6 separate regions of the Homo sapiens genome follow, and all the other regions are linked to region 3. Evidence: chromatin contacts called from ENCODE Hi-C or POLR2A ChIA-PET data. All regions are on one chromosome and are shown on one strand. Each heading gives the region's core, a stretch centred on a gene start or an enhancer-like site at or near the end of the contact. The rest is flanking DNA. Distances are from core to core; before and after follow the strand shown. Region 1 holds the start of HEPACAM2 (HEPACAM family member 2). Region 2 overlaps CDK14 (cyclin dependent kinase 14). Region 3 holds the start of CYP51A1 (cytochrome P450 family 51 subfamily A member 1). Region 4 holds the start of CDK14 (cyclin dependent kinase 14). Region 5 holds the start of GTPBP10 (GTP binding protein 10). Region 6 holds the start of SAMD9L (sterile alpha motif domain containing 9 like).

What was found. A loop is a pair of places that touch in the nucleus more often than their neighbours do. ChIA-PET counts read pairs that join two places held with the same protein, here RNA polymerase II (POLR2A). Pooled maps may share reads with other maps.
Region 1: a map of CD8-positive, alpha-beta T cell shows a loop between it and region 3 (5-fold over the local background). The contact joins the promoter of HEPACAM2 here to the promoter of CYP51A1 in region 3. A Hi-C loop is called at or near these places in 4 of 168 maps with a recorded cell type or tissue (CD8-positive, alpha-beta T cell and naive thymus-derived CD4-positive, alpha-beta T cell), 1 of 37 single-sample maps with no recorded cell type and 16 of 50 pooled maps. POLR2A ChIA-PET finds 5 or more read pairs at or near these places in 1 of 52 experiments (activated CD8-positive, alpha-beta memory T cell).
Region 2: a loop to region 3 is called in a pooled map, with 18 times the contacts of the local background. The contact joins the enhancer-like site here to the promoter of CYP51A1 in region 3. A Hi-C loop is called at or near these places in 10 of 50 pooled maps.
Region 4: a loop to region 3 is called in a pooled map, with 7 times the contacts of the local background. The contact joins the promoter of CDK14 here to the promoter of CYP51A1 in region 3. A Hi-C loop is called at or near these places in 1 of 37 single-sample maps with no recorded cell type and 6 of 50 pooled maps. POLR2A ChIA-PET finds 5 or more read pairs at or near these places in 1 of 52 experiments (activated T-cell).
Region 5: a loop to region 3 is called in a map of natural killer cell, with 12 times the contacts of the local background. The contact joins the promoter of GTPBP10 here to the promoter of CYP51A1 in region 3. A Hi-C loop is called at or near these places in 2 of 168 maps with a recorded cell type or tissue (naive thymus-derived CD4-positive, alpha-beta T cell and natural killer cell) and 11 of 50 pooled maps. POLR2A ChIA-PET finds 5 or more read pairs at or near these places in 1 of 52 experiments (OCI-LY7).
Region 6: a pooled map shows a loop between it and region 3 (6-fold over the local background). The contact joins the promoter of SAMD9L here to the promoter of CYP51A1 in region 3. A Hi-C loop is called at or near these places in 1 of 37 single-sample maps with no recorded cell type and 7 of 50 pooled maps. POLR2A ChIA-PET finds 5 or more read pairs at or near these places in 1 of 52 experiments (common myeloid progenitor, CD34-positive).

The regions. Positions count from the first base shown.
Region 1 is chr7:93,224,777-93,229,016 of GRCh38, forward strand. It overlaps HEPACAM2 (HEPACAM family member 2), which reads right to left and starts at 1,693. Exons shown (of 10, transcript NM_001039372.4): 1 at 1,592-1,693. The coding sequence starts at 1,670.
Region 2 is chr7:91,081,510-91,086,209 of GRCh38, forward strand. The region is part of intron 12 of CDK14 (cyclin dependent kinase 14); the gene reads left to right. Among named protein-coding and RNA genes, the nearest start is that of FZD1, 180 kb to the right of the region's middle. Within about 2 kb of position 2,900, at least 7 of the 41 ENCODE cell types and tissues checked have a DNase peak (open chromatin) inside an H3K27ac peak, as active enhancers do.
Region 3 is chr7:92,131,734-92,136,138 of GRCh38, forward strand. CYP51A1 (cytochrome P450 family 51 subfamily A member 1) reads right to left here and starts at 2,744. Exons shown (of 10, transcript NM_000786.4): 1 at 2,440-2,744; 2 at 41-139. The coding sequence starts at 2,631. CYP51A1-AS1 (CYP51A1 antisense RNA 1) reads left to right here and starts at 2,830. Exons shown (of 3, transcript NR_122110.1): 1 at 2,830-3,349. RefSeq lists enhancers at 2,079-2,905, 2,080-2,129, 2,290-2,339, 2,710-3,369, 2,906-3,732.
Region 4 is chr7:90,594,666-90,598,876 of GRCh38, forward strand. CDK14 (cyclin dependent kinase 14) reads left to right here and starts at 1,656. Exons shown (of 15, transcript NM_001287135.2): 1 at 1,656-2,053. The coding sequence starts at 1,963. RefSeq lists silencers at 1,264-1,463, 1,484-1,793, 1,984-2,183, 2,244-2,293.
Region 5 is chr7:90,344,747-90,349,091 of GRCh38, forward strand. GTPBP10 (GTP binding protein 10) reads left to right here and starts at 1,970. Exons shown (of 10, transcript NM_033107.4): 1 at 1,970-2,028. The coding sequence starts at 1,996. All of the region lies in intron 1 of LOC107986715 (a long non-coding RNA gene), which reads right to left. RefSeq lists enhancers at 1,436-1,575, 1,786-2,215.
Region 6 is chr7:93,146,091-93,150,731 of GRCh38, forward strand. It overlaps SAMD9L (sterile alpha motif domain containing 9 like), which reads right to left and starts at 2,295. Exons shown (of 5, transcript NM_152703.5): 1 at 2,104-2,295; 2 at 793-1,056. RefSeq lists an enhancer at 1,495-1,594.

The sequences.
Region 1 (4,240 bases), core at 443-2,942, 1.1 Mb after region 3:
ACACAAGTATTGTTGACTGAAAATAAAATCTTGCATCTTTAGAGAAAATAGAAATTATGATGTGTTTTGAATAAACTGTACAAACTGTACATTTTAGGCTTCAAATTTTTAAAAATTTTTTAAAAAGAAGAAGCAAACAAAACTTCAATATTCCTAAAAGCAAAGATTGCCAAGTCATCTGTGGTCTTTACAACACACTGCCTATGGAGAAAAGCAAATTTGCAGAAGAGAGAAGGTCTTAAGGTATAAAAACTGCTTTAGCTATTTATGAACATGCTATTTTCCTAATGTACATTTGTTTTATTTTAGTTGAATTCCTTAACTAAATTGTCTCTAAGTTCTTCTTAACGCCAGTTTCAAAAACAACACTTATAAAATGATAGTAGTCCTACTGTTTTAAATATAAAAATAAGTGGGATGATGACCCAGGATACTTTCAAAAGGAAGACAAATGCACAAAGGTAGTGACAGTTATAATAATTATTTACTTTTTCAAAAAATTTTAGAAAACAAAAATCTATTATAGGCTTAAATTTGATAACATAAATACTGTGATAACTGGAACAATCACAACTCTGGGAAACTCAAAGACTTAAAAAAATTTACAAACTGTACATTTCAAATGTGTGAGATAGGTACAACAGTAGGTATGAATTTGAATAATAACATTTACAATGCAAACTTTAACAAAATATAGGAGTGAAAGTAAAGCTCTAAATAGCTGAAGAAGCCTAAAAGTTAAATTGCTTATTTTGCTAAGCTGTTCTTAATTTTTAAAAAATGTAGCCTTAATTGAACTCCTATCTGTTGAATATAAACAAAACAAGAAATTGATTTGACTTTTAAAACTGATAAATAGGAAGAATGGAAATGAGAACATCTGGTGAAAATAATGTTGACAGACAGCAGTTGGAATGCTGGAAAGAGACTCCTTTAAACTCAAAAGATAAAGAGGAGAATGAGGGAAAATATTAAGGTAGAAAAAAATTCTTAATAGGACTAGCCATTGGGCAAAGAGAAAAGCTAAAGGCATTTTGGAGTAACAATCTTTTCAAATACGTTCTCCCTTTTGTGTAGGAAATTTTTTTGTTAGTTTGGAATCTTACCTTTCTTCCATATTTCATAAGATGAGACAGATAACTTAAAACGAAGCAGTAAACAGTTTGCAACAATATCTTTAATTAAAAAGAAAACAATTTTCGTAAATTATTTGTAGTTTCACTCTAAGTGGTCACAATTTCATGGCCTATTAGAATATTTGCTGAAATAAATGCATTAAAGACTATTGAACCTATATGTAAACTCTAAAAGAAGAAATTCATTATCTTTTAAAAATATCTGAATTATCTTAATGAGTGCTATGACAATAATTGTTGTTCCAAGAAAACAATAACAATCTATTTATTGAAACTCATTTCTCTTAAATGTTCCTGCTTCTTTGCTGTAACAGTGTGTTATTGTTAAAAGGTTCTGACCTGCTCTTCAATTATCTGAATGCATCTACAGCCTAAAGCAAATATTTACCTTATGTCCACAATTAAAAAAAAAAAACCTAACAAACAGCTAAAACACAATTCACACAGGGCCTTACCGAAGAGAAGGAGGTATATTTTGCACTGAAAGACCCCAAGTGTGTCACCGAAGGGCTCCATGAAAGCATCCTGTCCCATGCATGCAGTGCCCTGTTCTCAGTGGTAACTTGGACCAGCAGCTGCTGGTTTATTTGCTAGGGAAATTAGCAGTGAGGTAACAGACCCTATCTTGCCTCTTGCTTCTGTGATTTGAATACAGAATGAATGTGTATACAAAGGACACAGGGAGTGGGAACACCTGTTATGTGCTTAGCAAGAATACAGGCTTATGGCTTTCAGAAGAGTTTCTTAGCAACTACCAGTAATTGTCTATATATTTCATAAATTATACTTAGTTATTAAAAAATCACATGAAGGAAAACATCCTTTTGCGTGACTTTACTGAAAAATGGCATGTTTTCATAATGAAAGAATATTGTGAGATTTCCTTAAAAACAAAAGCTGGTTTTCTATCATGCAGAACTATGCCATTATTATTTTAAAATTAAAAAAAATTATATGAAAATTGAAGTAGCTCATGTATCTGCTAAACAGTTATAAATCTTCATGAAGTCACTAACATGTAAAAATTCTACCAATGAATCAAAAGAGAGATCCAGAATATATTTAAAACGTATTTTTTCTATGCAGTGTTTCCTATTACAATGACTGATTTCATTTAATCTTTGAATTCATCTTATTTTTAAAAGCAAATCACAGGTGTGTTTCCAACTGGGACTGAGGCATGGACCATGCATAATTATAATGAAAAGTGCATGCCAGGAGATAGTATCTGAGGCCACATTTTCACAGCTGATGCATAGAGGAAGTGAACCAATGATCTAGAAAAGATCTTACCTCTACTGCAGTGTCCAGGTTACAGGTTTTCAACCTGGTCTCTCCATTGTCATGGCAGCAGATAGTCTAAGCATGTCCGCTTAATTTACTAAGTTATTAGTTAACCCCTATTTGCAAGAAGGCTCTGGTTCTAGCCTTGTTATATAAAATGTTAAGGATATATCCAAATCTGCATCAAATCATCAAATCAAGGAAAATTCCTTGCATGCATCAGTTTTAACAGTAAAGGCCCACTGAAGAAGTTCAATGATAAGAGGGGAAGGAAGACTATACCTCAAGCATAATTAAAGTAAAAAAGGAATGATAGTAACTTTGGAATCCAAGTTTGGAAACACTCTTTGCATTAGGGCTCTGAACTCTTCTAGAAGGACTTCTATAAGCAAAGAAAGTAAGTGACTATTGGGAAAACGAAGTCCTCTTCAGAGATCAGTCACTTTCAGATCCCTCCATGCTTCAGAAAAATGGCAAGAGCTCCTCATGCTTCCCCCACCTCCCTGCAAAATAATAACAATGCCACAACTTTCTCTGCACTGTCTCTAAATCTGGTACACACATCTATTGCAGCACTTATCTCCTTAATCTTTATTTTATTGGATGTTTATTTTCCCTCTGAGCTCTCGAATACAGAGAATAATCTTATTCATTCATGGATGTTGGGCACGTAGCATAATGCTTAACTGGTATTTTTGTTAAGTTGTTTCTCCAGAAAACAAAACTCTAAGTGCTCCTTGGCCCGTCTTACGATTCTCAGTTGATGCGTAAGAAATACAAATAAATTTTAATATTGGATTGCACAAAATACAATTTGGAAAGTAATATGGAAGTTCTACAGATATCACATAGGTTCCCCCAACATCTTTTAGATTGATATTAATCTCCAATTGCCGTTATCAAATTAGCTGTTTTCAGTGTTTTTCAATCTAGTGCTGGATTATAATGAAGTTTGTTGGGTCCCTGGCAAAAAGAGAAATAAAGACAATGTACTGTGTTTTTCCCTAGTGTTAAATATACTCAATATAAAGGAGTTTTTTATTCTGAGATTTTCTTTGTTGTATTTGAAAATATTCCCTGTTTCATGACATAAGGTGATAGTAGATGCTACATTAAAAAATAAATGCCATATGAATCTTACTTGTAATCTTTTTATTTCATGGCACATATTGAAATATAATACGGCACATCTAGGGAAAGGGCTACTGGGATAATCATGACAAAGCGCCCTCTAGTGGTAAACTGTAGATATAAACTCTTACCTGCTGGAGTAACTTCTGATTTCAACATGTTTACACAGGAAGTGAGAAAAAGAGTGCTCAAGCTTAACTTCAACAATTGTTAATTTTTACATGATTCTTAAAAATAGTTTGAAGGTTTTATAATTATAAGAATTTTCCTACCATCCATATCTCACATCACACCTGTAACCCACTGGGAAGTTCTGCTGTTATCATTCCAGTCAGGAAAAAAGGGCCTGTAGTGTTACTGTTTACCAATCTTAGTTATATTTGCATTTAAAATGAGAAGGCTGATTAACCTAAAACAATCTATATCCACGGTGATTAAACTGCAAGCAATGTAAGGAGCCACTGGGATAGAGTATGCGTGTGTGTGTCCACGTGCATTTACAATGGGATATGGACACATATACTCCTGTGCAGGAGGGTGTGTGTGTGTGTGTGTGTGTGTATGTGTGTGTATGTTTGTTGGGGGCAGGGATTTTTATTACCTCTCAAATCACACTACACAGTTTACAATCTAGTTTATTTAAATTGCAGACTGGTATTACTTCATACAGTAAATGTCTGCTGCATGCA
Region 2 (4,700 bases), core at 1,650-4,149, 1.1 Mb before region 3:
TAAAAAAGTAGGTCACTGTTCAAAATTAAGTAACAATGCTTTTAAAAATATGTATTAACCTAGGTATTGAAGCTAGTGGAGATGTTAACCTGCCTAAGAGAGTAGGAATTTCTTGAGAAATGAATCCTTAAGTTTATTTGAATAGCTATAACAAAAGACCCAGTTTATTTTGGGGCCAACTCTGCCCTAAGTAACACCTAGGCAATTCCCTGCTGACTTCATTTATGTCAGCAACCATGGGCATAATTTCATCCTTTGAAAGATATTTTTATTGTTCTGGGAAAACAAAGCAGCAATGGGAGAAAATATAAGATCCAACAGATATCCAAATTCAAAAGAATAATAGAAAGAAGAAATCTTAATTATGCGATTGAGAATAATAAATATATATTAAAAAAAAAGGAAAGTCCTTTTATTCCCTCATACTAGAAGTGCATAATCCATGTGGGCTCTTCCTCCATAAAGGGGATTGTGGATTAAAGGGAGACAAATCTTAATTTTATAAAAACATGTACTGTTTTCTGACTGCCTTCAAACCATTCTATTTTATTTCATTGCAGTTATACTCTCCCTATTTCTCTTCCAAATCTCTCTATTTATAGTTGTCTGACATTGGCATGTATGTGCAATCAACCAAGAATTTTAGCCACTTAAAAGATCTTTTATTATTTTGGCTGGAGAAGAAGCCTTAGTGTATGCTCTCCAGCAAAGTTAAGGGGAAGATTCCAGGAACACATTTGCTTGTTTTGGAACTTTTAAACAGCTGAATGATTTCGGAGGTTTGAAAGTATCAAAAAGAGAACTAAGGATAAACCACTAAGTCACAGAAGACAGATCTGGAAAAGACCGCTTGTGGCTGGTAACAAGAAGCACGTCTACAGACTTGAATAGGCACAGGTTAACCTTTTCCTGCTTGTTCCCACACATGTTATGGTTCTGCTTATCCTCTCTTAGTTAAGTAAAACTGGATTTCTCCTAAGAACTTATAAAAATTGGTATTCTAAATTGTGTAGTAAATACAGAGACATTTAAACAAAGGTACCTTTCTGGAAACACAAAAATAGAGAAGAAAAATCTTACCTGCTACAATTGAATGTACCAGCAGAGTCTCCAACCTGAATTTAAAAGATTTAGAAATGTTTCCTAACTTTGTGTTCTTGAACTTTCCTTGAGTATTTTATCTGACTTGATGTTTAACTTCCAAGACATATTTTAAAGGTGACTTGCTAGATAGTTGAGTTACATATGCATAAAACATAATGTATTTAAAATAATATTCGGAGGAATAACGTAACTTTCACTCTGTATTTATGTTGGTGGTGCTCTATTGTATTTTTCTTGTCATTATAGCTGATGTGTACCATTAAGATTTAAGTCAGAGAATTCGCAACAAACTGAAAGACCCTGTTTTCCATTCTCCCTAATGTTCTAAGTCGATCTAAAATTTTCTAACATAATAATATATTGCAAAGTAAGCTAGAGTTGTAAATGTCTTTCCCTGTTTAAAAATGTGAGAGGAAGGTAAGAACACTGTTATTTCACTAGGAGGAGCAGTTGAGTTGAGTGAGTTCTTAAATCATCTTTCCCCACTTTCACTTTTTTTTTTCATTGTTGATCATTTTTGTTATAATTCTATTTACTTCAAAGTAACAATTTTAATTTATTTAGTGCCTGGAGACTTCTTCTTGTAATATTTTCAAAGAAATTATTCTATACATCACTATTAAATGTTTGAGGGATGGGTTTATTGGATGGATAAACTCTAAAGCAGACACTAAAGCAGACCTTTTGGAATTCCAGTCTTATAACTCAAAGGGTGAGCTGCAGCTGTCCACTGCCCAGCTCTATGGATTTGAGTTCAGCATTAGAACACTGCATGAGGTGTAGTTCTTCACCACATGCCATACCCTTGAAAATGTACTGTTTTCAATATGCAGACAGTCCAATCCAAGCAGGTCTCTTGTCCTGACCCTGCACTGCCATACATAGTATTGTTTGGAGGCCCCCAAAGGCTCACCTGCTTGCTTGGAAGTTGCAGTTCATAGCAATTTCTGGAGACATTTGTTTTCATAAGAATGAATCATTAGTTCAGTTACTAAAAGCATTATGTGGATATGATGTTTATCAAAACCCCCTAAACCCCTTGCCATCTAATAGAAAGCAGCTCTTCTAGGAAATTGCAGATAGGATTCTTGAAAGGAAAAAGAGGAGGACCTAAAATAGGAGATGCTTTCCAGGCCCTGGTGGGAGTCCTAGAGAGCCTTGGAAAAGACAATAAAGATCTGTCCAAAGATTCAGGTTGCAAGCAGGTGCCAGGAGGACAAAGAGAAAACTATCTGAGTGGAAGATGGTAAATTTGCCAAAGGCCTAGCCCTGATCACTAGCAGTGGCAACAGCATAAATGTGAAAGCATATGAAACGGACATAGTCAAAGGCCTGACATGCAACTCATCTCCACAGATATAGTTGTGATGGAACTAACAGTTAGCCTTTTGCAATGTACATTGTCACATCCCCACATATGCTTATGGCAGTCTTTTGAGGTAGGGCAGATATTATCATCTTGATTGTATAGCCTAAAATTAAAAACAGGCTTATGAGATCAAATGATCAGCACAATTGAAAATAACAACTAGGAATATATGTACTCCAGTGAATCTTATGAAGGGAATATTATCCATTTTAAAACCCCATATTCATGGGAGCTTATCAATATCTAATTTTATTTTGTTCTCGCCGCAGCCATGGGTGGGGATATCTCTTCTGGGACCTGATGTCATTCCCCATCTAGATTTCATGCAGCCAGGAGAGCTGGGACAGAACAGAAGCCTGACTTCCTCTGTCCTGGGGAAAACAGTGTTTGCAGCTGGCTGACTGCCCACACCACCAACTTGGGCCTCTCCTGCCCACTGCTGGGTAATGCACCATGGGAAAAAGGCTGGCTTTGTGACAGTCTAAGTGCCAGAGATGACAGGCCTGCCTGCTACCCACTCACACCCTACCAGTGAGGTTTGTCACCTCTTCCACACAGCTCCCACTGCCCCCAAGAGGTTAAGCCCTGTCATTTTGTGTCATTGCCAGATTTCTTATCCATGTCTCTTTTTTTGTAGCAAAGAATTCAGTGTCATTAATAACCCCTGGTGATGGCCAAGGGCAGGCCCCATGCTATTTGTTATCTGTTGGACACGCGTTTTTTGATCCCCTTCTGATAGACAGAAAATACCCATCTTCTCTCTTACTAATTGGCAGTATGTGCCAGGCTTGGGAGTTGGCAACAGCCATTGCTTTTCATCCTTTCAGATTACGTGTTGGACTCCTCATCCAAAAGTGCACGCTTACGATGCGGCTAATACCTTCCTCCTGCCATCCAGCTCATTAAGGAATAAAACCCAACCCTACTTCTGAAGTGGCACAGAGCTTCTAGAGGCAGCTGGGCTGCTCATTTCCCTGAAAGGAGGAGATGGAATTAGGCTTTCTCGAAGTCTTCTCCAAACAGATTCTAGAAGCATAAACTGTAGGAGTTCCTCTGTTCTCCCAAATATGCCATGGGTGTTTGTATTCTGCGACTGCCATAACAAATTACCACACATTTATTGGTGTAGAATAGTACAAACATGTTACCTTACAGTACTGTCAGGCAGAAGTCTGGAAGAGCTGAGCTGATTTCTTTTCTCTGGGTCTCACAAGGCCAAAATCAAGATGTTGACCAACTTGGGGTTTTATCTAGAGGCTTTCGGGGAGAATTTACTCCCATGCTCATGCAGGTTGTTGGCAGAATTCAGTTCCTTGGGGGGTATGGCTGAGGTCTCACTTCCTTGCTCGCTGTCTCCACCCGCTCAACGCCTCCTGCATGCTTCATCACATAGCCACCTTCTCCATCAAACAAGCTTCTGATCTCTCTGACTTCCTGTCTGCCCCATTTCCTCTGCCTCCAGCAGGAGAAAGTTCTCTGCTTCTGAAGGTTCATGTAATTAGATTGGGCCCACCTGGTTAATCCAGGTTACTCTCTCTGTACAGTCCCTTTTGCTGTGAAAAGTTACCTGTTCACCAGCTTCAGGGGTTAACAGGTGGACATCTTTGGGGGCCATTTTGCTTATCAGAAGTGGGTACTAGAGTTTCCCATTCAATCCGGAGTCATGGAGTGAAGCAGAGCACAGGGGAGCAAATCCAGTCCTAGCCAGGTCAGACACCGTCTATTTTGCCTGGTCTCTGACCCATCAGGTAACAGGCATAGGCTTCTGACTTCAAGTTGCCTGGTTCACAACTGGTATCTTTAAAATTATGTATAAGGAAGAAATCAGTTTTTATCTCTAGCACAGAGGAAAAAGAGATTATGCTCAAGAAGGCCGCTGGCCTCTGAGGTAACTGAAAGTTTGGCCCGACATTTCTAGGTCTGTGCTGACAAATGCAGTAGCCATTAGGCCTCTGTGGTTCCAGGGCACTTAAAATGTGACTACTGTGATTTAGGAACTGAATTTTTTTACTATATTTAAATGTAATTAACAAGAGTTAAGGGCCACATGTGGTTGGTTGCTGCCATATTGGGTGACACAATTCTAGATCATTTAAATGCTCGTCAGTGTAATACAAATGTGGATGTCTGCTGCTTTGGAAACACTACACTAAAGAGTCATTGCATTTTGCACTCAAGTGTCCAGAGATCTTGCTTTTTATTTTTGCTTCTCACCCCTATCTTTTAT
Region 3 (4,405 bases), core at 1,494-3,993:
TTGTTTTTTTTTTTTTCCTCTAATTATTTGGAAGACTTACCTTCTCATATGCATTTTCTAGAAATTCAATTGGACTTTTCCCAAATGCTATGGCATGCCCAAGGAATGGAATTGGGGAGAAAATGTATGGAGGACTTTTCTACAAGAGAAAAAAATAGTAAATTCAATTCGTGTTTCATTTCAAGAGAGAAACCCAGTTTCGTTTCATGACCAAACAATTAAACAAAATAGCTATTAAGACTTCAAAAAAAAGTTACCAAAAAAAAAGGAAGCATCAGAAGTAACTTGAGAACAGCCAAATTGCAAATACCTCAAGAGAGTAGCTATTGTAGAAAAGAACAGAAACTCAAAACACGGTATAAGATAAACGACCAGATAAACACTAAGGCACTGTAAATTTAAATGATGGACACTGTCCAGAATATGTCCAATTATTATTGGTGTCTCCAGGCAACTTTTCTAACCATTAGTAGCAAAAAACCAAAAAGGTCAAACTACACTTGTCCCTTGGCATTTGTGGAGAACTGGTCCCAGGACCCCCTCACAGATTTGTATCCAGGGATCCTCAAGTCCCTTATATAAAATGGCAAAGTATTTGCGTATAACCTATGCACATCCTCTCATATACCTTAAACCATTTCTATATTACTTACAATACCCAATACAATGTAAAGGCTATATAAACTGTTATTAAACTGTGTTTTTTTATTTGTATTATTTTTTATTGTTGTGTTATTTTGTATTGGGTTTTTTTCCCCTGGGTATTTTAGATCTACACTTGGCTGAATTCCCAAATGTGGAATTCGTGTCCCCAGAGGGCCCACTATATTGTTTCTTCACTACTTACTACTACTACTACTCACAATTTTAGTCCCAGATACTTGCTTAAAGAAGGTATAGAAAAAGACAAGCAGTAACTTGTAGTATAGAAAGAAGGGAAATGTTTAAGAAGCTATATTTACTTCTCAGTAAACAATCAATCTCATGCTTCTCTCACTGCAAGTGAACTAGAGCCACTGATTTTAGAGTTTTTAAGAGAGTAGATCAGCTCTAGCAAGAACTCTAGCATTCTTCATAAAAGTTTCTTTAGATGCCACAAAATGAGACCTGCAGATTACAACATTAAGTATCCTGAAAATCAAACAAAATAATGAAAAAGGGTAATACTCCTCAATTCTCTGGTGGTCTCAAATAGAAAGGAGCACCACAACCTCACAGTACACCTCAGCTAATAGAACTATCTTTAAACACTAAAAGTAACTTTGTCTTCCCAGAGACAAATATCATTTCCTTAAAGATCCCATGTGTAGGAAAAAAATAAATAAATAAATAACTCTTTCTTATGCCTGGTATGGTTCAAACAAAAATTATTTTAAAAGCTACTTGGTCAAAAGTTTGTACATTGCATTGTCAGTAAAAGGGTAGTTTTCAAAAGCTACTTATTGCTGACTGTAAAAGGCACAATCAAATAACATTTGGGAGATTGAAAGCTAGGTTAATAAGGCTGTTAAATTGAAGAAAATGATTTTTTTTTTTTTTGAGACGGAGTCTCATTCTGTCGCCCAGACTGGAGTCCAGTGGCGCAATCTCGGTTTACTGCAACCTCCGCCTCCTAGGTTCAAGTGATTCTCGGGCCTCAGCTTCCCAAGCAGCTGGGACTACAGGCGTGTGCCACCACATCCAGCTAATTTTTGTTTTGTTTTGTTGTATTTTAGTAGAGATGGGGTTTCTCCATGTTGTTCAGGCTGGTCTGGAACTCCTGACCTCAGGTGATCCGCCCGCTTCGGCCTCCCGAAGTGCTGGGATTACAGGCGTGAGCCACTGCTCCCGGCCGAGAAACTGTTACATTATTAGCATCAGAGGAAGGCCCTTACCACACTCCAGTCACTACCATTACCACACTCTACACATCCTCCTTAATATGGGTATAAACCACCATTAGGGGCACTGCTACAGCCCACAGAACACTGAACCACACAGGGCAGCCTCCAGGATGACGGGCCAGCTGCCAACAGCATCTCCGTCAGGACCCCCACCAAGGGCCCCAACGACCACCGGGTCGTTCAAACCCACAGCCGCCAATCCAGCCACCGCCACTAGGGGCACCACTGCTGCGGTCAGTACAGACCGCTACAACCACAAATGCCGCAACCACGACCCCGTCTAGGATCAGATACACAGCCGGGGAGGCCAGCACCGCCCCCCAACACAAGGCAATGGCGGGTGCTACAGCCAGCGCCACCAGCAGCAGTGCCGCCGCCGCAGCCACTACTCCAGCCCCCAGCGCGCCTGCCACCAAAGCCACGCCAAGCATGGCCGCAGTCGCCCCCGCCCTTGCCATCCACTGAGCCGGTCGGGGCCACGGAGCCGCCCACGCCAGCCCTTCGGCCGCCTCAGCTGCGGCGCGCGCCCCACTCAGACCCTAAAGAATGTACGTACCACCCCTGCGGGCAGCTGGACCAGGTGGCCGGCGGCCAGACGGATCAGGTAGACCAGGCTGAGGGTGAAGGCGCAGGCGATCAGCAGCATGGACAAGAGGTTGCCGCCTGTCACCTTCTCCATCGCCTGGCCCAGCACCGACCCACCCGCCTGCAGCAAGCCCAGCAGCAGCATCCCAGCCGCCGCCGCCATTCACTCCGTCGGAAACACTGAAGGCCGAGGTCGCCACCGCTCCTCCCAATCGACGGAACGAGAGAAGCTGGCAGATGGTCGTCCACAGGGGGCCTTGCCCCAGGTCTCCTACTAAACCCAGCCCCACCCCTCGGGTCCCACGCGCGCCACCCCGTGCGTCACAGAATGGGGCGGGATGTTCCGCTGGCCACGCCCCTTAAATAACACTCTGTGAAGCCGTGGTCTTCTTGCGCGGGATAGGGCACCTGAGGAAGCGGGCTGCGCCTGTGGCACAGTGGTACGGGGCCGGAAGATAACTTACCTGAAGAGGCGATCAATCCCTGAGAATCGCGGGCGACCCGTTTTTTGTGTGCCCGGGTGCGGGGTGCCGGGACACGGCGTTGAAGGCGCTGAGCGGAGGGATCTCAGGGCGAGCTCGAGCGGCGACGGCGCGCTCTGTGATTGCACCGCGAGCGCCTGAGGTGATCTCGGCCTACATCGCGTCAGCGGGGCCTTGGGCGTGAGCACCGCCCCCTGTCCGGACGCAGGGTACTGGGGCACCTCGAACTGTGGCACCTCACCCTTCTCCGGGGCCACGTCTTGGGGACTCCGACAGCCCCAAATAAGCCCTCGGGGACTGGGGTTGTGAAAAGCGAGGTCGTGAAGACGCCGGCCTCATACCGAAGGGTAGGACGGTGAGGTCAGCCCCGTCCCACTCCAACTAAAATCAACCTGACAGGTATTAATATGCCACCATGAAGTTAACAAATGTTGGTGATTAAGTATGCTAGGTTTTACGAAAACAGATTTTCCAAAATAAATGTACATGTTTTAGGACGTCGCGAGCCGTTTGAGGCAGCATTCCCCAAGGACGCCACTTAGTCTGTAGGTTTAGCGGCTAGAAAGATTCAGAAGCTGAGTTCAGTCCTGCCGCCACAATCAATCTTCGCTCCTATGGCTTCACAGAAGCGTCTCCCATGACTACCAAATTTAACTCCTTCCAGATCACCCACGGGAGCACCTGACCGGATTCATTTATTTAATCAATGTTAAGAACTAGGTTTTGTGCTAAGCTAGGGGATAGAGCAGCGAATGAGACAAAACTGCAAGGCCCTGGGGGAATTAGTAGGAATATCCAGTGAAAGGGAAATTAATGAATTTTATAAGTATACTAATCAAGAAGTATATTCTTTTCCTTTGAGGTAGAATGTAATATAGCACCTCCCCTACCCAAGGCCTGGGTTAAGAGTATATTAACTGCTTATTTCTCCCCTATGCGTGGAGAGGCTTATCTGTGTTCCATCGTTTCACATTCCTTGAGGCACAGCGAGTTCTTGCTTCCCTCCCTAGCGCTGCTGTAAAGTCACAAAACTGATTAGCAAGTGTTACAAAAGCATGTATTCCCAAGGACGTAAGACATATGGTGTAACAAATGTAAGAGTAATTTACTGCCTTTGTTCTTGCTTCTGCAAGTACACTTCATGCAACACGTAACTCCCAACACAAACTGCTTAAAAGGTGATTGATCCCTTTGTTCGGGGCTCAGACTTTCTGGACCCTAGTCCGACTGAGCCGGTGATCACCTTAATAATAAAGGCTCTCCTGAACTCTGCTCGGTCTCTCCCGTCTATGATTTGTCCCGCAACACCAGTTGCCTGCGGAACACCTCTACCTAGAGAGCTAACACTCATCCCCGGTCAGTAAATCCAAAACTAAACCCGTTGCCTCCTCCTACCAACCTGTCCCTCCTATAATGCCTGTGAAGAAAAGGCATCACTGTGCACACTGTTGCCCT
Region 4 (4,211 bases), core at 406-2,905, 1.5 Mb before region 3:
TCGTACAACCCATTAGTGTTTTGATTGGTTGCATTTGTCTTTTCATTCATAACTGCTGAAAACTTTCTCCCTAACTAACCTGAGGAAGTGGTAAAAGTCAAACTTTTTTCCGGTATGAGGCCACCCTTGGTGCTGTCTGTAATTATCTAGACATGGCAGCCAGGATCCAACAGCTTTGCGTTTTAACTCATATGGTCTTTCCTGGCGAATTCCTTGCCCCCCTCTGCTCCCCACTTAGCTTGACTTCCTGTCTTTTATCATCCGCAATCTATCAAGATCCTACAATGTGCTCAGTGTAGGGCGGAACAAATCACTGTTTTACCTCACAATTTAAGGAAGGCAGGGGGCTAGTTTTTAAGATAAAAATCTTTTAACAAAACATAAACTCCCCAAAATTTCCTACAAGCCAAACAGCATTGTCACACCCTCACAAGCTCTTATTACTTACACAGCCAAATGACTCAAGATTACTAACGTTTCTATTCATAAGGAGTTTGCTGGCCTCAGATCAACACAATCAAGCCCTCCCCCACCTTCCTTCTCTCTCCCCTGGGAGACTGACGTTTGGAACTCACGCCGCACCAGGTTTTTTCAGAATGAAGACGATGTGTGTTCGCTGCTGGAACTGTTTGTCCTGGGATTTTATAAACACCTCCCCCACTCCTTTTTAAAGTTCTGTTTTTGAGGTGGGGGAAAAGGAGGTCGGAATCTGTTTAGCCTTTAAATCTCCCAATTCAGAAATATATTCTAAGAATTTAATAGAAAAAGACCAAGGGCTGTGTCTGCTATTTACTGCAGAACTGGGTATTCCTATCAGAAATCACCTACATGTGTCACCAAGATCAGAGACAAGGATGAGGGAAACAGCATGATCCCTGCCTTCTGGAGGGTTACAGTTGAAGCTTCCGCTGCTTCTGCACTTGACCTCAAAACAAACAAAAAACCCACCGCAAACAACAACAAAAAAATCCAGGCCCACCTTTCCCCTTGGATCTTTCACTTGACAGCTTTCTCGGCCCAAAATAAGGCACCCTACATCTGAATGCATCCCTAAGGCCTTACCGCACCCAGTCCAGGAGGCAGTCCTGGCAGCTGCCCTCCACCGAACTCCGCGCTTTTTCACACACGCTCGTGGAAGGAGAAAACCGCTCAAACAACTGGACTCGGCCCGTTTCCTTTCGGTAACCTCCCCACAGCCCAACACGCTGTCCCCAGACGCTGCCCGCTCCCACCCCGGTCCCTTCGTGATCCTCCCGCGCGCGGGCGGGGCGGGGGAGGAGCGCGGGGGCGGCCGGGAGGGGCGCGGCCGGGAGGGGGCGCCGCCGGGGCGCGAGCCAGACACAGAGGGCCGCGGAGGACGCGGGAGGCGAGCGGGGAGCCGAGGTCGTGCTAGGATCCCGCGCCCAGGGGCCTTCGTCGAGGGAGGGGCGTGGCGGCGGCAGCAGGAGGGCAGCAGGAGCTGTCAGGCTGGCGGTTCCGCGCCGCGGCTCCTTCTGCGCTGCGCCCGCAACTCTGGGCTGAGAACTTCTCCCGCCGGCCCACTCGCCCTCGCCCCGCGCACTCGGCGCCAGGCGACTCCCGCACCTTGTACCCGGCCCGCCCCGCCTCCTCCTTCGGCCGCACCACTCCCCCTGCCGGCCGCGCTTCTCTCCGTTACAAAGGAGGGAAAATGAGCCGGGCGGCGGCGGCGCGGCGCGGGGCCACCACGGCGGCGGCGAGCGCGGCCGCCCCCGGCACCACGTAAACCGCCCCCGCCCGCCCAGCTGCGGCCCAGGCCGGAGCGGAGCCTGCCGTCCTCCGCCTGCCTGCTGCTCGCCTCCCTAGACCTGCGCGTCGCTTCCCGGCCCGCCGAGGAGGTGGTGGAGGAGGAGGCGCCGCTTTCCCCGCGGCGCGCGCCCTCGCCGTTGTCTGAGCTGTGCCTGGACCAGTTTGGGGAAGTTGTCGGGGCTCCGCGTCGCCCAGATGTGTGACCTCATTGAGCCGCAGCCGGCCGAGAAGATCGGCAAGATGAAGAAGTTGCGGAGAACTTTGTCGGAGAGTTTCAGTCGCATTGGTGAGTAGCGCGCTGCCCCCGGCCCCCCCAGCGCCCGCTCCCCTCGGCCTGCGCCCCCGCCGCGTTCCTGGCACCAGCCATGCAGCTGCCAGCGGGGCTGGCGTGGGGTGCGTTGTAGGCGGGGATCGAGGGCACAGTGCTAGGGACCCGGGGGAGGGCAAGGACGTAAAGGAAAGAGACCCCTCTTCCTCAGGATCTGGGGGTTCATTTGTAGATTCTCTCAAGCCTACAATATGGGTTCTCCCCTCCTCCGCCACTAGTGCTCGCCCTTTCGCGCGCGTGGGGGACGGGCGAGGGGACCCCTCGGCCCCCACCGCGCAAGGGGCTGCGCGGCTGCTTGGGCCACTTGTTATTTTTTGCGCACAGGCTTGGATATTGGGCGTTTAGTCAGTAATTTAGCTTTGGAAATTGGTGAAACGTTAGACTGTGCCCTGGTATTGTTTAACGTATCCAACCTAAAGGGAAGTGGGACAGTTACCTTGGGACCTATTGTTCGGTACTTCGGGTCCTGGAAAGCGAGATTTGGGTGTTCAGTCTCGAGGTCTCTGAATCTTCCCGCTGCTGGAGAGAAATGCGCGCTGTGGAGTTGTCTGGACATTTAGGAATGTCTCTCGAACTTGTTCCATTTAATAGAGCTCAGGGGCTGTTGTCTTTAAACCAAACAACAAACCAACTGACCAACAGTGTTTAGGACAGTGACGAATAAATGCATGTCACAGGTTGTAATAGGGTGACAGCAGTATCACGTGGAATGGGTTTGTTAGATTTTGAGTACTGGGCATAGAAAACCCCTTTTAACCTGAAGAGTTAGCTGCCTCCCCTACTGTCACAACTTTCACTAATAACATGTAACTGCCCTGAGCAAGAGAATGCTATAGACACAAAAGATAACCCCTGCGAGTCCCTAGGAAGCTGCCTAGTCTTTGTTTCACTTGTTTTAAATGTCATCCATGTTAACGAAAGTGTTAATGGAAATTAAACATAAAGGTACTTAATTCCTTAAAATAAAACCCTGGGATGCACATGAGTGTTACAGATATCCTTCCACCCATTCATTGTAAGATATGCAAACTTTCTTCAAGTGAGAGAGTACAATGGATCGAAATTTAGCCAAGTTTTTTTTTTTTTTTTTGTCTTTCGACTTAAAATTTTGTGTTGGTATGCAAAATCTTTCCCCAGATGACTGTAAAGTTATGGTATGAAACCAATCTTTAGTTTTATTTATTGCATGTATTGGATATTAATTTCACTCTTCAGAATTAGGGATACATGTGGAGAGTCCCTGCATTAAGATGAAGTTTGAAGCCAAGAAGAGTGTGAGAGAGGGAAATGTTGAGTCGTGTGCATTATTAACGAGGATGTTTCAACCCTGACCCAAACCGTCGCAGAGGCGGGTTCTGGAGTCCATTAAGCCGTGTTCTAAAACACATTAACTATATATTTACTAATGCTAATGATTCTGCTGGAGCCCCTCCAGTTTTGTGTTAAATAATTCATTGCAATTGAGTCTCAGTAAGAAACCAAGGACATTAATCTAAAAGTTCCTTATATTTAAATAATTTCAAGGTTTTGATCGACAATCAGTAAAATTTGGATTAAGTACAGTGCTGGCAAATGGGGGTATTATAGTTAATTGGATTTTCTAGCTTACTGAGATTTAGTGATGTGAAACTCCTTTTGAATCCAACTCTTGTTAAAATGTCTTCTAAGAGCTGGTGGATTTTATATCCTCCCTTTAGGACACAGAATGCAGTGCAGTGAGCACAGCTGATTATTTCTTGTATTGATGGAAAATATGATTCTGAATCGTAGATCTCATTATGGAGTATTGTAATAGGAGATATTGAAGTGATTATAGTTGTATACCAAGCCAACGACATTCAAAGTAGCATTACAGAAACAAAATCTGTATCTTCTTATTTTCTTGATGTTTTATATTGTATTTGCAAAATTAAAACCAGTGAACTCATTCTGATTATCTAAGGATTTTTTTTTTTTTTTTTTGAGACGGAGTCTCGCTCTGTCGCCCAGGCTGGAGTGCAGTGGCGGGATCTCGGCTCACTGCAAGCTCCGCCTCCCGGGTTCACGCCATTCTCCTGCCTCAGCCTCCCAAGTAGCTGGGACTACAGGCGCCCGCCACTACGCCTGGCTAATTTTT
Region 5 (4,345 bases), core at 720-3,219, 1.8 Mb before region 3:
ACCCTAAGGAGGCATTCTTTCCTCTTCATGGCAGAAGTAGTAGTATTTTCCAACAATGACTTCTGCCTTAGGTCTGAATAGTGTCCTAAACATTTTGCCTCATGTTCATTTTAGCTGCACATTTTAAAGGGGACAGTTTCCAGTTACACAATGTTTCTTTTACTATCTGGTAATGAGAGTTATAATAAATACTTCAGGCCCTGACCACATTTTGTCAGAGGTAAATATTATGCTTTCTTTTTTGTTTACAGTACACAATGATCCTCATCATTTTGAGATATTTCTATATCAATCTCCCATTTTTTTTTTTTTAGTTGCTGTGATCATTTCCCCATGTATATGTTATGTGAAAGAAAAGTATTTGAGATTGTGTTCACTAACAAGAAATAGGCATTGGAAAATAAGTACATTGGGCTCAACACTATTCTGACACAATAGGAAAACCTAGTAAGATAGTAATCTTAATGGCAGCAAATGTCATTAAATTAAAAACATCTACACAGCAACAACCTAATGTTCATATTAATGAGAGGTAGGAACACTGATAGTAATCAACATCTGTTGCTGGTGTTAATATTCAACATTAAAGTAATCCACAGAGGGAAAATACAACTACTGCAGGTTAAATGACAACTACAGCTTTTCTGATTGGTGGTTGTAAGCAGAAGGTCCAGTAGCAGCAAAGTAATCAAGACGGGGTTTTCACATCATGTCTTTCCAAATAATCACTGTCCTAAGTGAGGAGTAGAAGACACTGTCACATTGAGGTATTAGTCAGTTTTCACAGTGCCATAAAGAACTGCGCAGACTGGGTAATTTATAAAGGAAAGAGGCTTAATTGATTCACAGTTCTACATGGCTGGGGAGGCCTTAGAAAACTTATAATCATGGCAAAAGGGGAAGCGGAAACAAGCACCTTCTTCACATGGCAAGCAGGAGAGAGAAGAAAGAAGGAGGAACTTCCAAACACTTATAAAACCGTCAGCTCTTGTGGGAACTCCCTATCAGGAGAGCGGCAGGAGAGAAACAGCCCTGCATGATCCAATCACTTCCCTACTTCCACAATGGGGATTACAAATGAAGATGAGATTTGGGTGGCGACACAGAGCCATATCGTATCAAAGTATGAAAGGTTTCTAGGATTTATTAGTTTGGGTTGTTAAGAGTTATACGGCTGGCAACGCTGTGCAGGGCCGTTTACTTCAGCTGCATACATTTTTTCGCTGCATGAGGGGTTGGGGAGAGCTACTCTCTTCTGGTCCTGAAAAGTAATCAAGAGAGAGAGGGATTTTTCACATCGTGTCTTAATTCTCACAAAGGCACGCTTCAAATGACGGATAAAAACCCGTCTTCCCGACTCCAAGAAGCTACTTTCTGACAGTTGTAAACAAGCTTCTTTCTCTTACTGCACAGGAGAGTCCTCTTACAGATCTCAGATCCTGACATTATTTTCAATAAAACTTTGTGCGGCCGCTAGTTTTAAATTCATGGTCTCCTGGAAGCTTTGGCTGGAGACTACTCAGCTCGTCACTGAACTAACGGCTTTTGGGGGTTCTTTTTTCCCAGTTGAGTTTCTGTGTCTTTTACACGTTTGGTTTTATGGTCCGTTGGAGGTTTTTTCACGCTGAGGGTGAAGATTCTTAGTTTCCTCAATTAGCATAAAAGCTGCTCCAAGGCTGCTGAGTCTTCAGTTCCATTCCATTCAAAATGTTAATTCCTGAGACACGCAACCTACGCCCTACTGTCCTTTGTCCCACGGCTTCTCGAGATTATCTCTGTGTTTTAATAGATAAAACGCCTTCTCTCCCCACCCGTGGGGTGCAAAGCACAGCGCATGGGGCTGGTGGCGCCCGAGAGCATCACACAACGCATGCGCCAGTCCGCAGGTGTGGGCGGAGGAGAAATCGCGTCGGCGGCAGGGGATGACGTAAAAAGGCCGCGCTGTACTGCGGCTTGTGCCGCTTCCGCAAGAAGGTTTCCTGGCCTGTTGCAGCCATGGTGCATTGCAGTTGCGTGTTGTTCAGAAAGGTCCGTGCGGGTCCCCTCAGCCTGGTCCCCTTAGCGCTGACAGCTCTGGTTCTTCTTTGCTCCCCTGTCTCTCCACTACTGTCTTCGTGGCGGCCTTTTCCTTGCTTGGTTTTCCCATAGACTTCTCCGCCCCTCCTGTAGTGGCGCTTTGTCAGTAAGCGGTGACAGTGGTGTGTGTACCTGGCGTGGTTTGGACGGTTGTTTGGGGGCAGGGGCAGGGTTTGAAGTTCTTTAGAGACATAGTGTGCACGTGGTATGAGGAACTGGGATACCTGCCTGCTGTGGCCCAAATGTTGTGGTGGTTTTTTTTCCTTTAATGTCCACAGCCTGTTTTTATATATTTCTCCTTGAGTGCGCTGTTTAAGGTTTTTCTAATGGATTTTTATGAAGACACGAAAGCGTGTAATTGATGTGCCTTCCTGCAGAACATTTAGGTCGATTTTTGTGTGGTGTCGGTCTTAAGAATCGTTTCCGTAAAAATTTACAACTGCTTTGAATTTTTATTTTTTAAATCTTATCCTATCAGTAATGCTTTTTGAAACGTTGCCTGCGTCATATTTGGCCATTACTTTATTTCTAACGACCAGAGTAAAATACTCCTTTTAAGTAAGGCTCCTAAACCCCTGAATCTGATTAATCTAGAGCAGGAAAAAAGTGTTACATATTTAATGGAACTGTAGAAACTCTCCTCGAGTATATCAGAATGGTCAATATTTCAACTTTCTTGAAAAAAAAATCCCATTTGTTTTTTATAATAGCTATCCTAAATGACTAGAGATGTGGATTATGAATTTAAGAAATTACTCCTTAAGTTATTTTGATTTTAATAGCCTAAGAGGTTAATACGTAAGTCCTTTACCTACAAGAAGTTCTTGATTTAGTGAAGGAAACAGGTAAACACTAAATGCAGCGTGAGATTTATAAAGGTGTAATAATAGAGATATAATCAAATTGCTGGGAGAGCCAGCAAAGTCAGAGAATTGATTAGAGGAATTTGGAAAGACGTTAGAAAATATGACGTTTAGGTGGATTTATGATAGGAAAAACAAATGACATTCTAAGTAGAGGAAAAGCATGAGCAGAATGGCATGTAGAAATGGCGGTATTTCATGTAGTACAGAGCAAAGAGGAAGAGAGGAAGGGTTGAGCAAGTGAAAAGGATACAGGAAGGAACTAGGCATGGTAGGTGAGCCTATTGTTCTTGCTACTTGGGAGGCTGAGGTGGGAGGATCCCTTAAGGCCAGGAGTTCAAGACCAGTCTGGGCAACATAGCAAGACCCCATCTTTAAAACAGTCGGGGTGGTGTGGTGCCTGTAGTCCCAGCCATTTGGGAGGCTGAAGTGGGAGAATTGCTTGAGCCCAGGAGTTTGAGGCTGCAGCAATGATAGTGCTATGATAGTGCCACGGCACTCGAGCCCAGGCACCAGAACCAGACCCTGTTTCAAAAAAAAGAAAATAAAAGATACCAGAAGGGTATTTTAGTAGCTTTGGATATACAGTTGACCCTTCAAGAACATGGGGGTTAGAGATGCCCCCGCCACAGCTGAAAATCTTCATGTAACTTTCAACTCCCCCCACAAAACAACTACTAATAATCTGTTGGCTGGAAGCCTCACTGATAACATAAGCCGTCAGTTGACACATATAAAATATATATATAGTATATACTGTATTCTTAAATTAAGCTAGAGAAAAGAAACAGTTACTAAGAAAGTCAGAAAGAAGGGAAAATATATTTACTGTTCATTAAATGGAAGTGAATTGTAAAGGTCTTCATCCTTATAGTCTTCATGTTGAATAGACTGAGGAGGAAGAGGAGGAGTTGGTCTTGCTCTCTTGGGTGGCAGAGGCAGAAGGGGTGGGGGTGGAGGAGGTGGAAGGGGAGGCAAGAGAGGCAGACACACTATGTGTAACTTTATGGAAGTACATCATAATTTCTGTCATGCTTTTGCTTTTCTCTTTCCCCCAAAAAAATGTTTCTATAGGGTACCAATACCTCTTCCACCATTTGCTTTGGTTTCAGTGCCTCTTCACAGAAGGGTCCATGTCATAAAAGAAGTCAAAAGCAGTCCTGAACAATAGGAGCTCTTCTGCCAGATTATCTAATGTTCGTTTTTCTGGTAGTTTATTCTGTGTTTTCTTCCTTGTTATCTGGCACTGGATCTGAAGCACTCATCAAGCTGTCTTCTGTTAATTCCTCTGGTTTGGTGGCTGTTAGCTCTTGAGTTTCTTCAAGATCCATATCTTGAAGTCCTTTACCCACTTTCCCGCCGTTTTTGGCATATTCACAGCCTCTTTCATGATTTCCTTGATTGGC
Region 6 (4,641 bases), core at 1,045-3,544, 1.0 Mb after region 3:
CTTTCCATCTGACAAGGCCTCACACAATCTGGTACCCTGCTAATCCTCTGATATTAGGTCTTTTATTTTTCCCTCTAAATCTGGCCCAGTCCCCTGACCTCCTCGTTGCTTCCTGAAGGAAGCACCTGCCCCTGTTTCCAGCCACTACACTTGTTTTCCCTTCCTGGAATGTCCCTGGATACCAGCAGGGCTCACTCTTTCACTTTGTTGAGATCTTTTGTCAAATGTCACCTTCTCAGCAAGGCACTGTTTGGCCAGCCTACTGAAAACTTTATCCCACCTCCCAACATTTCCTATCCCTCTTCTGGCTTCATTTTTTATCTACTTAGGACTTACAAGCAGCAAATATTTTATATATTTTAACCTATTTATTTTCTGTCCAACCCATTATTCTATGCACTCCATAAGGACAAATTTCTTTACATTTTGTTCATTATCTGGCATTGCCTAGCACATAATAGCTTCTTAACAAAAATCTGTTAAATGAGTAACACATTTTCTTAGAGTAGTTAAAAGTAATGAATATTTGAAAGGCCTTGAGCTACCAGTGTCTGTGGGTCAAAGGACTTCCTCATTTTCCTAGGGAAATTATTTCGCTTGGCTGGAACTCCAGGTAGAAATCTGGGGAAATCTCTTTACTGTGCTACCCGTTAGGCCAGAATGAACTCCAGCTTCTATCATCTGGTCACAAATAATGAAAAGGAAGTTTTTTTTTCAAAAGGAAAGCAAAACAAATGAATATATTTTCTCCTGCAGTTTTTGTAGATACCCTAGTTACAGACTACACCTTACCAACTTTCTGCTGTGTCACTCACAGTCACCGAATGAGGCCATTTCTCACACAGCGTTTTCCCTGGAGGAGGTCCCTTTTGACTCTAGGTCCCCAGTGTCTTAAGACCTTTGCTGTTTTCACCCTCTGCCTTTGCTGGGAAGCTGCTCTTCTGGCAAGGGGCTTACACTTTCCACAGACACAGTCTGCTCGGGTGAGATGCAATACCTTCTTTTAGCTGGTGTCCTCTTTCAGAAATTTAACCAGCCAGTCTCTCTCTGGAAATGCTAAAGATGGAAAAAACAGACTCCAGATTTTTTCTTTCGTTTTAGCCAGTACAATTTTAAGAGCATCTGGATGTATGCTGTTGGAACTAAGTAACAATCAAAATGACCATGATTAGTGTGGACAAATTTTGTGATTGCCTTGACTTAAGTCTTGGCTTTCTAGGGGCCCTCAGTGTCCTGTTTTGAAACAATTGTGAAGACAAATATTATCTTTAGCAACGTTGGTTATTGACAAAGGAGTTGCAGGTTGGCATCCTCAACACTTCAGTTTTCTCTCTTTGATGCTCAGCAAGAATTTCCAAGTCAGCAAACTCTCAGGGACAAGCCCACCCCATCTTTGAGAGACCCTCAGCAACACCGCTGATATCCATGCCCTAGGGAGGTGTTCTGCTCTGCAGGATTCTTAGAACTGATGTAGGGGAAACACACTTCAGAATCTGGCTGTAGCCCAGGAGAGCTACCCACACCCTCCTTGCATAGTCTGGCAGACAGAAGCCACACAAGCAAGTTAGTTTCGTTTTCCTGAAGAACACTTTGCATTTTTTTTCTTAGTTTTCAACCAGATTGCTGGATAAGATGTATGTGAATGAAATACTTTAATAGAATAATATTTAGCCTCTGCAGAGTATTAACTTTGATAAAATGTAAAAGTTTTAATAACATCTTACGTTATGAAGACAGAATTTTGTGTAATTACACAAGATCACACGTTCCTTTAGAATCTTCAGTGCTTAAATTCCTGACCCTGTTTGCATCGTTTCTCTATCCTCTTTTCCAAAGCCTGCCTGCCACAATCAGAAACCCTCCCACTATCCTAATTACACTTAATGGTATGTTTCTTTTTAGAAGAGCACTTACAAAGTTATTATCAGTTAAATATACTGACATGTATTTAATCCATTGATTTTTCTAATTACTCTAGTATTTTTATAAGTAATCGTTTATGTACAAACATATATTTATATAAAAAGTACAGCTGAAGTTTTAAAAAATAGCTGTCGCCTCAAAAGCATAACAAATAAAGGTTTAATGATTCAGTTTACTTACCAGGATTTTCCTGAAAATGTCATCGTTTTATATCAGAAACTTGAAACAGGCCATTTGAACTTTTGCTGTCTCATTCCTCTTCTGATGGCTAGGAGACATGAAGTGTAAGGATCCTTTTTTAAAAACTGAGGCATTAAATTGTGAAGTCTTCTGTTCTCCCAGTACTCTGACTTTCTGAGGGTGTGTCAGAGTGCCAGTTGAGAAGCAGGAGGAAGTTGAAGTATAGACAGTTTCAGTTTTGCTTTAGAACATTCTTTTTTCTTGAGTTTAGAAGGATCTGAAATGTTTTTTAATCAATAACATTACCAAAAATATCAATAAATTTGAATCACTGCTTAGAAACTGTTTACCAGGCAGATTTTTAAGTTATAAGAGTTAAGGAATAAGGAAACAACAAACAAACAAACAAAAAAACCCAGTGACCCAAAAAACTACCTACAGGACAAAGAGAATGGAAATACCAGGGAGAAAATTAATATGTCAGTGCAATCTAAGTTCCTGTTACTGGTTGAATTGTGTCCCCCAAACATTCATATGTTAAAGTCCTAATCCTCACTCCCTCCAAATGTAACTGTATTTGGAGATAAGGTCTTTCAGGAGATAATTAAGTTAAAATGAGGTCATTAGAGTGTCTGTAATTGAATCTGACTGTGTCCTTGTAAGAAGACGAGATTGGGACACAGACACATACAGAGGGAAGACCATGTGAAGACACAAAGAAAAGATGGCCATCTACAAGCCAAGGAGAGAGACATCAGAAGAAACCAACCCTGATAATGTCAGAGACATTCGAACCAGAGTGACTCCATTTTGAATGAGGGCTACGAAAATGAGGCTGAGACTTGCTGGGCTGCCTTCTCAGAAAGGTAGGCATTCCTAGCCTCTAGATGTTTATGATTAAGGGAGCAAATTAATAATATTTACTAAGCAGACCGTGACTTGGGAGTGTCCAGATATCCCAATATCTGGAGAACAGAGGCATTCTTAATTTTGCTTTAAAGAAAATAATATTGATTCTTGCAAAATACACTAATTAAGAAAATTAATTCTTTATCAGAAACCCTTGTAGCAAAACACATCTCTCCATATATACAAGCATTGTACCTAGGGTGGATGTGTTCCTCCTCTTACTTTCGGGAACGTCCTACTCTGTCTGTGGAGTAGCTGTCCTTTTACCACTGTACTTTCTTAATAAACTTGCTTTTACTTTGCACTGTGGACTCGCCCTGAATTCTTTCTTGCATGAGCTCCAAGAACCCTCTCTAGGGGTCTGGATTGGAACCCTGGTCCTGTAACATTTCTGGCAACCATGAGGGACCGATACTGAAGAACCTCCCCACCAACCCAAAGGAAATGGACTATAGCACTGATTGGATGACTTTGGGTAAGTGGTGGGGTACCCGGGTAAAGAATGGGATTGGGTTAGAGGCCCAACTTAGGGGAATTAGAGTCTCTCCGAAGACAGGGTGAATTAGAGACCCCTGTTAATAAAAGGCAAAGATGCTTGACTGACCTCGGATTAGAGGACCAACTTAAAAGGTTTAGAGTTCCTTCTAAGATTTAGGGGGTTAGAGGGCCCTCTCAGTAAAGTCCCTCTCTGCTAAAAAAGGGTTTGGCACTGCAGGCTATGCACTTTGTATTAATCTGCCTTGTCCTCCTTGCTGCATAAATCAATTTCTTGGTTGCTGTCTGTGTTTCACTGTCATTTTCGGGAGACTTTATCTAAATGGTCTTAGGGATTTTAACTTACTCTTTTCCTATGTGCCTCCTGATTTCCATGTGTCTGCTCTTGAAACATTGGGAACAAAAAGCATTGACGGCTCCGTCTTTAAAATTGCTGATTGAGATTTGGTATTCAACAGCTATGAGCAATAAAATTAGATTATGTTTTGTTGCTGCTATGCCGACTAGGTGTGATCGAGAAGCACTAGGATGGAAATCAGGGGACTCTGATGTTTTGTTTCACTTTGCACACTAAAAACACTTCTTTCCTTTCTTGCATTCAGGCAAACCGGCTTTGCTTGTTCAATCCACACTGTCTCTATTGCCCAGAACCTGCTTGCTCTGGTCATTCCCATCTAAATCCTCTTCATTTCCCTTGCCTTATTCAACATTTTTGTCAAAGTCCATGTTGTGGTTTATCTAAGATTCATGACTCAGCTCACTTATGTTATTTGGATAATGTGAATCATGTTTGATGAGAGGAAAAGAGGAAAAAAAGCTAGACATACTAGATGATCCTTTAATGCAAGCAACCTTGGTTCAGCAGGCAGTTTTGGGTGGAGCAGAACCTCCTTCTGTCAGCTCTGAAGGTTCAGATGTGTCTGTCCTTTCTCCCTCTATCCCCTTGGAGAACCCTTTGTCCCATCCTCCTTACCCATCTAGCCCCACTCTATACCCACCACTCCCTGAGGAACTTAGCCTGGTGAGTACTACCCCTAGTGGAGCCTCCTATCAACCTCCAAAGGGAAACCTTTGTCCACTTAGAGAGGTGGCAAATGGGGAAGAAGGCACTGTGAGAGTACATGTTCCCTTTTT